2 separate regions of the Homo sapiens genome follow, and region 2 is linked to region 1. A link is a contact called in ENCODE Hi-C or POLR2A ChIA-PET data. All regions are on one chromosome and are shown on one strand. Each heading gives the region's core, a stretch centred on a gene start or an enhancer-like site at or near the end of the contact. The rest is flanking DNA. Distances are from core to core; before and after follow the strand shown. Region 1 has its middle 21 kb from the start of ZCCHC24. Region 2 overlaps ZMIZ1 (zinc finger MIZ-type containing 1).

The links. Hi-C counts contacts between places; a loop is a spot of excess contacts on that map. ChIA-PET counts read pairs that join two places held with the same protein, here RNA polymerase II (POLR2A). Pooled maps may share reads with other maps.
Region 2: a pooled map shows a loop between it and region 1 (2.1-fold over the local background). The contact joins two enhancer-like sites. A Hi-C loop is called at or near these places in 1 of 168 maps with a recorded cell type or tissue (ovary) and 5 of 50 pooled maps. POLR2A ChIA-PET finds 5 or more read pairs at or near these places in 2 of 52 experiments (A673 and WTC11).

What each region holds. Positions count from the first base shown.
Region 1 is chr10:79,464,014-79,468,914 of GRCh38, reverse strand. No RefSeq gene overlaps it. Among named protein-coding and RNA genes, the nearest start is that of ZCCHC24, 21 kb to the right of the region's middle. Within about 2 kb of position 1,359, at least 16 of the 41 ENCODE cell types and tissues checked have a DNase peak (open chromatin) inside an H3K27ac peak, as active enhancers do.
Region 2 is chr10:79,227,868-79,232,766 of GRCh38, reverse strand. The region is part of intron 7 of ZMIZ1 (zinc finger MIZ-type containing 1); the gene reads right to left. Among named protein-coding and RNA genes, the nearest start is that of PPIF, 120 kb to the left of the region's middle. RefSeq lists an enhancer at 2,241-2,535. Within about 2 kb of position 3,351, at least 5 of the 41 ENCODE cell types and tissues checked have a DNase peak (open chromatin) inside an H3K27ac peak, as active enhancers do.

The DNA of each region.
Region 1 (4,901 bases), core at 110-2,609:
TCCCAGGCCTGATCCCCCACCACCTAAGAGGTCTGCAAAGGGTGGGGCAGTACACCATGATAGAAGGGGTCTGGGCTGGAGTCTGAGCCCTCCAGGGATCCTGCTCTGCTCAGATAAGTATGCCTTTCAGAGCCTCAGTTTCCCTTATCTGAAAAACAGTGAAAGGAACTCATTTGAGGAGGTGCTCGGGGAATGGGAAGTACCGAGCACATGGTAGCTTCCTAACAGGCTTGTGTATTACGGTATCTTATTGATGAGGTCTTCCCTTCACCTTCCCTGATTTTCAGAATCCATTGAGGGGGTTTCAAATCCCATGTTCTAGCAATCCTGCAATTTGATGGCAAATAGTAACGTTCCTACCATGGAAACACTCTGGAAATCCTGCCTTCCTCCAAGAAGGCCTCACATGTTGATCAGACAGGCTGGTGGTCCTATGCTCTCCTCAACCCCTCTCCCCAGCTTTTATAGATCTTGTAGTAGATGACTGTAGTTGTGCCTTCCCCTCCCCTTCTTGGGAACTGTTCCACCCCATGCACACGCCTATAGAGGGGGCCCTAGCAGTATTATCACCCTTCCTCTGGGGCTTCTTTGACCTCAGGACAAGCTGGATTAGGCAGAGTTCTTCCCTCAGATTCACTGGGTTGGAAGTGGAAGAATCCCAATCCTTCCTTCTCCAGGGTGTGCAGGTCTGGAGCTGCTGCCAGTGTGCAGTGCAGGGAGAGAGCTGAGAGGGAGGGAAACAGAGAGAAGAGACACAGCATATTTGAGTTCCTGGTTTCTGTGTTCTTCAGCCCTGTCTGTCTCCTGCTTAGTGACACAAACCATCCTTAGGATCCAAGAGGAGCAGCCCATTTCCAGCCTCTTCTGAGGTCCAGCTGATCGGACTTTGAGTGGACGTTTGACCACGGAGAATTAATCCAGAAGCCAGGCAGGTCCACTATCTCCTAGAGCTGGAACATAGAGTGCCAGGGTCGGGTGTTTCCAGGGCTCCACTGGTGAGCCACCGATAAGCAGACAGAACCTTCAGACTGGTCATGAGGATTCTTACATAACAGAGAAAAACAGAAGTCCCTGGAGCCTGAGGAGGTTGGGGCAGAGAAAGGAAGGAGGCTGGGAGAGGGGCTGCCTGGGCTCCGGCCAGCTTCCCCCTTTGTGTCTTCACTGCCTTGAAAGTCCTGCCCTGGCTGCCCTCAGGTACCATCAGATATTTCTGCATCTATCTGGCAAATCTTCCCTTTTGCTCAAGCTACTTTGCCAGGGCTCTTGTTCCAGGTCCCTGGCTATCCTGTCCTTCAACATGGAGGCAACAGAGTCTGTGATCCCCCATAGGGGGCGCTGGAGAACAAGTTCTCACAATTGACCAAGGAGTTTACAGCCTTTTTTTTTTTTTTTTTTTGAAACAGAGTCTTGCTCTGTCGACTGGACTGGAGTGCAGTGGCTGCAACCTCCGCCTCCCGGTTCAAGCGATTCTCCTGCCTCAGCCTCCTGAGTACCTGGGATTACAGGTACACACTACCACTCCAGGCTAATTTTTGTACTTTTTAGTAGAGACGGGGTTTCACCATGTTAGCCAGACTGGTCTTGAACTCCTGACCTCAGGTGATCCGCCTGCCTCGGCCTCCCAAAGTGCTGGGATTACAGGCGTGAGCCACCATGCCCAGCCTACAGCCTTCTTTTGTTCAATTGAGATATGATTCACATAACATATCACTCACCTTTTTAAAATACAACATTTAGTGTTTTCTAGTGTATTCACAGAGTTGTGCAACCGTTACCACTATCTAATTCCAGGACATTTTCATCACCCCGAAATGAAACCCCATACTCTCTAGTGGTCACTTGCCATTATCCCTCCACCCTCCCCAGCCCCTGGCATCCAACAAGCTGCTTTCTGTGTCTACAGATTTGCCTATTCTGGACATTCATATAAATAGAATCATACAAAATTTGACCTTTTAAGTATGGCCGTTTTCACTTACCATAACGTTTTCAAAGTTTATTTATGTTGTAGCATGCATCAGCACTTTACTTTTTGTAATGGCTGAATAATGTTCACATTTTTTTGTACCCATTCATCCATTGATGGATATCTGGGTGATTTCCACTTTTTGTCTATTGCGAGTAGTGCTTCTATGAGCATTTGTGTACAACTATTTAAGTACCTGTTTGTTTTCAATCCTTTTGGGTATAGACTTAGAAGTGGGATTGCTGAGTCATGTGGCAATTCTCTGTTTAACTCGTTGAGGAGCCACCAAACTGTGTTCTTTTTTAAAATTTTTTTTAATTTTTTTTTTTTTTTTGAGACAAGACTCTCCCTATGTCACCCAGGGTGAAGTGCAGTGGCACAATCTCGGCTCACTGTAGTTTCCGCCTCCAGGGTTCAAGTGTTTCTCTTGCCTCAGCCTCCTGAGTAGCTGGGATTACAGGCGCTTGTCACCACGTCTGGCTATTTTTTGTATCTTTTAGTGGAAATGGGGTCTCACCATGTTGGCCAGGCTGGTCTCGAATTCCTGACCTCAAGCGATCTGCCTTCCTTGGCCTGCCAAGGTGCTGGGATTACAGGCGTGAGCCACTGCTCCCAGCCCCAAACTGTTTTCTATAGTGGCTGCACCATTTTACATTTCTACCATCAATGTTTGAGGGTTCCAATTTCTCCACATCTTTGCCTATCCCAGTGGGTACGAAGTGGTATCTCACAGAGGTTTTGATTTGCATTTCCCAAATGACTAATGATATTGAGCATTTTCTCATGCACCTATTGGCCATTTGTATGTCTTCTTTAAAGAAATATTTGTTTTCCCATTTTAAAAATTGGGTTATTTGATTTGTTTTCATTTGTTTTAATTTTTTAATTTAATTTTTTTTTTTTTTTTTTTTTTTTTTTTTTTTTTTTTGAGACGGAGTTTTGCTCTGTCGCCCAGGCTGGAGTGCAGTGGCGCGATCTCGACTCACTGCAAGCTCCGCCTCCCGGGTTCACGCCATTCTCCTGCCTCAGCCTCCCGTGTAGCTGGGACTACAGGCGCGCGCCACCATGCCCGGCTAATTTTTGTATTTTTAGTAGAGACGGGGTTTCACCATGTTAGCCAGGATGGTCTCGATCTCCTGACCTCGTGATCCGCCCGTCTCAGCCTCCCAAAGTGCTGGGATTACAGGCGTGAGCCACCACGCCCGGCCTTAATTTAATTTTTATTTATTTATTTATTTATTTATTTTGAGACTGAGTATGAGGTTGGCTAATTTTTGCATTTTTGGTAAAGATGGGGTTTCATCATGTTGCCCAGACTAGTCTCAAACTCCTGGGCTCAAGCCTTGGCCTCCCAAAGTGGTGGGATTACAGGCATGAGCCACCGTGCCTGGCCTTCTTTGTTTTTGACAGAGGGTTTCCTCTGTCACCCAGGGTGGAATCCAGTAGCCCGATCATGGCTCACTGCTGCCTTGACTTCCCAGGCTCAAGTGATCCTCCCAGCTCAGCCTCCCAAGTAGCTGAGACCACAGGTGCCCATCACCATGTCCAGATACTTTAAAAAAAATTGTTTTTTGTAGAGAAAGGGTCTCCCTATGTTGTTCCGGCTCATCTAGAACCCCTGGGCTCAAGCAATCCTCTAGCCTTGGCCTCCCAAAAGTACTGGGATTACAGACATGAGCCACGACATCCAGCCTTTTTTTTTTTTAATCAATGAGTTGTAATAGTTTTTTTTTTTTTTATGTATTGTGGCTACAGGTCCCTTCTCAGATATATGATTTGCAAATATTTTCTCCCATTCTGTGGGTTGCCCTTTCACCTCTTTGATAGTATCCTTTGAAGCACAAATATTTTATTTTAATTATTCTATTTATCTACTTTGTTGTCATTGCTTGAGTTTTTGGTGTCATATCTAAGATATATGTCTTTTTCCTTAAGTTCACATTCTTTCCATCTGTTGAGTTCTGGATTCTGCCTGATGTTTGCAAATGTCTTTTCTACCACTTGCATTTTGAACAAGCCTATCCGTCTCAGACTACAAATTTCCCCAGGGACAATGATCAACTCTGAAAAAAAAACTAAGCCCACACTGTGCAATTAATCGGAACTTTTAATGATGAACACAATAATGACCCAGTGGTCACTAAGTCCTCCCTTGGGTGTAACCTCATCTTGCAAAATAAATCCATTCTCTCTTCACAGGTTCTGAGGTGAACTTTGATGTGAAGGCCCCAGAGGATGGTAAGACCCTAGCACAATGGAGGGAGTCAAGAGTGGCCGCCCTGCTTGCAGCAAGACCATCAGTAGCAGGGCAGTCCACTAAGCCTGGCTTCCCATCAAGCAAGAGTGGCACTTTGTCCTAGGGCAATGGTGGTGGCTGGGAGCTGGCACTGCCTCTCTCACTCCATGGGAGAAAATGTACAGTCCCTAGGCAGGATCAAGTCCCTGTCACTATCAGGTCAGGCTGAGATAGTAACACAGGCAGGGCAGGCAGAAAACAGAGAACTGGGGAAGGCAGCTGCTCTGCTGCTGGTCTCCAGGGACACTCTGTGGGCTGTAGTGCTTTCTGGTCAGCCGACTTGGAGCTGACCGCTGTGGGAAGCTTGTCTCTGGGGATCTTCCCAGGCCAAACCAGGGCAAGCCAACCCCGAACCAAGCACATCTTCTGCCAGGAGACAGGGACCACAGCTGACCGGCCTCAGATTCCAGGCTGCCCACACCCATGGGCTTTGGCTGAACCCACAGGCACATTCAGACGGGTCATAGCTGTGAGAGCTCCCGCTGTGAGCCTGTACCCTGCTCCACAATACCCTCTGCCCTGGACCTCAGCACCAGGCCTGGCACACTCTGGGTGTCTGGGTTGGTAACTCCACAGTCCAACGTCCCTGCTAACTTCCTAGGCCATGGAAAGACTGTGGGCTTTGCATGCTGGATTACC
Region 2 (4,899 bases), core at 2,102-4,601, 240 kb after region 1:
ATATTTTCGTAAAGCTGAAAGGAGAGGATGTGCATGCAGTATTTTGCCTAGCATCTAAAACATGGTAACTCCTTAACTGATTGGCAGTAGTAGTAGGATGATGTTAGGGTTTCACATAAAGGTATGGTGGCAATAATAGCAGGAGTAATGCCAGCCTCGCCCCTGGTACGATGAGGGATGCTGGGAAGATTGCATCCCCCACCCTGTGTCAGTCTCTTCTCAGATTAAACTGGGGCTTGGGCTAGGTGATCCTCAAAGCCCTCTACACTCTGACATTCATGTCAGAGAGGAACAGTAACGATAATGTAACCCTACCACCAATACTTATTATGTATACCTATGAATTATTATGTATCTTGTGACCTCCAAAAATACACCGTCCTCCTGCTTCCCCTTTGCTGTCCAACACACAGTATCCTCCTTCCCATACCAGCCATCTTCCTCCCATAAGTGATTTTTTGAGGGGTGCAGGGGTACCACCCACTCACCTATTCTGTCTCAGTCATTGGGATGTAGCAAATAAGACACTGAGTTTTCACTACATGCAGGGCACAGTTTTCCCTTATATCCTCCCATTTAATCCTCAACGCAGACAGCACCAAACGAGGGTTACAGTTAGCCCCGTTTCCTGATGCAACAGCTGAGGATCAGAGAGGTTAAGTCAGTTCCTTAAAGTCACACAGCTCTAAAGCAGGAGAGCAGGAGGCAAGCTCAAGGTGGCCAACCTCCACTAGATTCTCCAAAAACTGACCCTCCTCCCATCATTCATGGGTCCATTGTTCCTCAAATGATTTCAGCCCAGTGCCTCCACTGGCCACCCAAGAGCCAGCCTCAGTCTCACTGGACTAGCTGCACAGGAGTGGTCAATAGCATTAAAAACACCAGGCATGACCGGGCACGGTGGCTCATGCCTGTAATCCCAGCACTTTGGGAGGCTGAGGCAGGTGGATCACCTGAGGTCAGGAGTTCGAGACCAGCCTGGCCAACTTTGTGGAACCCCATCTCTACTAAAAATTGTATTTTAGCCAGGCGTGGTGGCGTGTGCTTGTAATTCCAGCTACTTGGGAGGCGGAGATAGGAGAATTACTTGAACACGAGAGGCGGAGGTTGCAGTGAGCCAAGATCGTGCCACTGCACTCCAGCATGGGTGACAGAGCGAGACTCCGTCTCAAAACAAAAAAAAACAAAAAACAAACAAACAAAACCCCCCACCAGGCTTCCTAGGCTGGGCATGGTGGCTCACACCTATAATCTTAGCACTTTGGGAGGCCGAGGCGGGCAGATCACCTGAGTTCAGGAGTTCAAGACCAGCTTGGTCAACACAGTGAAACCCCATCTCTACTAAAAATACAAACATTAGCCATGGTGGTGGTTGCCTGCAACCCCAGCTGTTGGGGAGGCTGAGGCAAGAGGATCGCTTGAACCTGGGAGGCAGAGGTTGCAGTGAGCTGAGATCGCGCCATTGCACTCCAGCCTGGATGACAAGAGTGAAACTCCGTTTCAAAACAAAAACAAAAACAATAACTCCAAGCTTCTTGTGGAATCACAAGTGCTGGCAGTTCTGGGTGTGTGTCACGCATGGCCTCAGGTGGCCCCTGTGTAGCAGCTGTCCCCTTGGTGGGGCTGGGCACTCTGGTGCCCCTGATCACTTCTGTATCTTCAGTGAGATGCCATCTTTGTGTCATCTGCCTAGCTGTGTGGACATGTGACTCTGACACAGAGCAAAGGCACCCCAGGAGGAGGCACAGGACCGGAACCCTAAAACCTAGCCTAGCCCGAGCAGGGCATGAGTGCCCTCGGAGGAGGGGTCCACACCCTGGGCCTTGACCCATGGGGCCACCTTGGCACCTGTGCCCTCCTTCTTTAGAGGGGCTGTGTCTTTCTTCTCTTTTGTTTTTCTCCTCCCACAGTTCTCTTTCCATTTGGAGAGGGAGGAGAACTAGGCACAGAGGCCCTGACACTCAAATCTCTCCCTGGAGACCACTGGGCCACCTGCACATCCTCGCGCTTCCACACGGGCGGACAATCAAGCACAGGCACCACCTCCACCGCATCCAGCATGCTTCAGAGTGCTGGCTTCCCGGCTTCCCCAGGGAGCTCAACAGTGAACCACTTTCCCGCCGTCTGTGCAGGGAGGAGTTCCCATTTTCTCTCTTCTGAGACCCTTTTGAACAGACATGGACCCTGCACACAGGCGGGCCCCTCGACTCCCGGCAGACGCTTAATTGGGAGGAAGTGATTCTAAACATCTGGGGCGCACATCTGAGAGTGGGCTCAAGACCACACGGAGCCTGGAGGAAATGGGAATGTATGCAATGATGTCACTTCCTTGGCTGAGGGTCCTCAGGAGGGGGCAGAGCTAAACAACAGCAGGCATTTCTGGGGGCGTGGCCCAGGGCTGGAGCAGGGCAGCAGCCTGTGAGCAGATAGCCGGCCACCTAGAGCAGACGCTGCAGATGACCCTGGCAGAGCCGAGCAGCAGGACCTGTGGTGCACGGAGCAGTGGTCCCAAGGGGAAAGGGGAGAGACAAAGGAAGTGGGGGAGAGAGGGAAAGGAGGAGAAAGGAGACGGGGAGAGTGAAAGAGAGGAAGGAGAAAGGGGGGCGGGGAGAGAGAGAAAGAGCCAAAAGGACAGAGGCAGAGAACTGTTTTGCTCGGCCGGAGCCTCCCAGGGCAACCTACGGAGGAGGGCAGCGTCCCCACACAGGGTGCAACGAGTCAGTTCTGATCCTGGCTCAGTCCCTCCCTAGCTGTGTGACCCTGGGCAAGGGACTTAACCTCTCTGAGCCTCAGTTTCCTCACCTGGGAAAGAAGCACAGGGGATCCCTGTTGCGGGCTGTTGTAAGTCAAGGGGCTCACCTATGTAAACTGATGGCAGATGACTATCCCCTCACCGTCCCAACCCAGTCCAGGTTGGAAACTTCCTGCTGGAAGTGGCTGGTCCCGCCTCTCTGCTTCCCCACCCCACAGTGTGGTTCTGTGTTGTGGGTCTGTTGACACCATCTTTTCCTAAGCATGTCCCTGCCAGGTCTGGGTCTGTGAGCTCCTTTGGGAGTACAGGGTTCCCTAAGTACGGATCACAGAGTCTAAACATAATAGCTACCCATGAGCTTACGTTGAAGGGGTGAATTTAGCTTATCCTGTGCGCTGAGTTTCTGCCGTCATTATAATTATGTGCCTGTTTGAAAGGCAGACTGCTAATGTTTCCCCCCAGTAATTCCTGTTTCCTGCAGAGACAATAGTGTCTCTTCATCCCAAACAGGTGAGACTGGGTCCTCTGGAATTCCCTACAGGAGTCCAGCCCCAGGCAGTGTTTCTCACCTGGCCAGCCTCAACAAGCCAGGAAGCTTTCCTAGGAATATAATGAAGCATCTGTTAATAACTCTTCAAGGAAAGCCGTGGCCAGACTTCCCGAGCTCTGGGTTCTGTGTCTCTCTGGGCTCAGAACAGCACAGGCAGCCGGCAAGGAGGCTCTGCTTCCCTCCAGCCATCTGCCTGGCCACCGCCCTGTCCCCAGTGAGGGGAATTACCACCTTGCAGAGCTTCCACTGCAAAACACAAACACCTGGTTGCCTGGGCCGCACCTTGTCAGGGTGAGGAGATCCAGATGGTCCCTGGAGAGACAGCTGGGTTACCATGGAAACAGAATTGCTGCTGCTCCAGCCAGGAGAGCTGGATTCTAGATCTGTGGGACCCCAAGCTCAGTGGAGAGAGTGATTTGCATACAGTCACATAGCAAGTAGGTCTCAGAGCCTGGACTGTAAAGCAGGACTTCAAAATAATCAGAACTATTACATGCAGAGCCCTCATGAGATGGCAGTTTATGCTACATACTTGGTACCTATCATTTCATGAGAGGCTGGGAGATGAGGCCGGGGATACATATAGCATGGAAGCTGCAGAGCTAAACCAGGCCCACGTCAGCCTGATCTTGAAGCCCAAGCTCAGGTCCCTGTCCTAGGCTACCCCCAATTCTGGTTTCCAGCACTGGGCTCTACATAGCCTGAGACTAGCCCCATACCAGAAGCTAGCTGGCCCTGACTCAGGGAACACTGAAATGGTGGAGGCAAGGAGGGGCTAGGGGCCTGCAGGCAGAGACCCATTTCCAGGGCCTGAACCCTCACCTCCGAGCCCTTGCTCTGCCATGCATGCTGACCTGGGCAGCTCACAGGGGCAAGAGGGCAGGGGTCTGTTGGCCTGAGCCTTCCTCCCTGCCCCTGTGTGCCAGATGGGCCCTGGGAACAGGCAAGAGGCACATTCACAATGAGTCTGATCCCAGGGAAGGAGGAAGAGAAGAAGGCACAACCATGGAGGAGGAGAAGGAGCACCATATTTGGAGTTGGGGCAGGCCCAGGTCCACAACCCTCCTCCCCCAGTCTCTTGATTCTTCCTTCTTCTCTTCAGACTCAAGGGCCCACACATCCATCCACTCAGAGCCATGTCTTCACTCATCCCTTGCCTTGTTATACAAAGGGTTGAGCTACTTTGGACAAGTGAATAAATCTCTTTGAGCGTCAGTTTCCTAATCTATAGAATGGGTTGGATTCTCATGAGGATCATAAAATACCCAGCTGCAATGCATGGCATGAAGCAGTAGCTCAATAAATGGTACTTTAAATGTTACTTTCTCTTCCTCCTACCAATCTTTGAATAATTTTGAGCTGGGCTGCTGGGAAGACTTGGCGAGACAGAAGCCCTCAAGGTTTCCCTCACCCAGGGCACAGACAGGATGGGAATGGTGAGACAGAGGCCTTCAAACATCCCTTGCCCAGGGCACAGACAGGGTGCTGTGGGCCCTGTCCAGCCTCCCTCTGCCAGCTCTCTACTTTCCCCTTCTGCAGGGCTGCCTGCCTCCTGCACAGTGGCTCAGATTCTTTTTTGGGGAAAGGGGGGATGCAT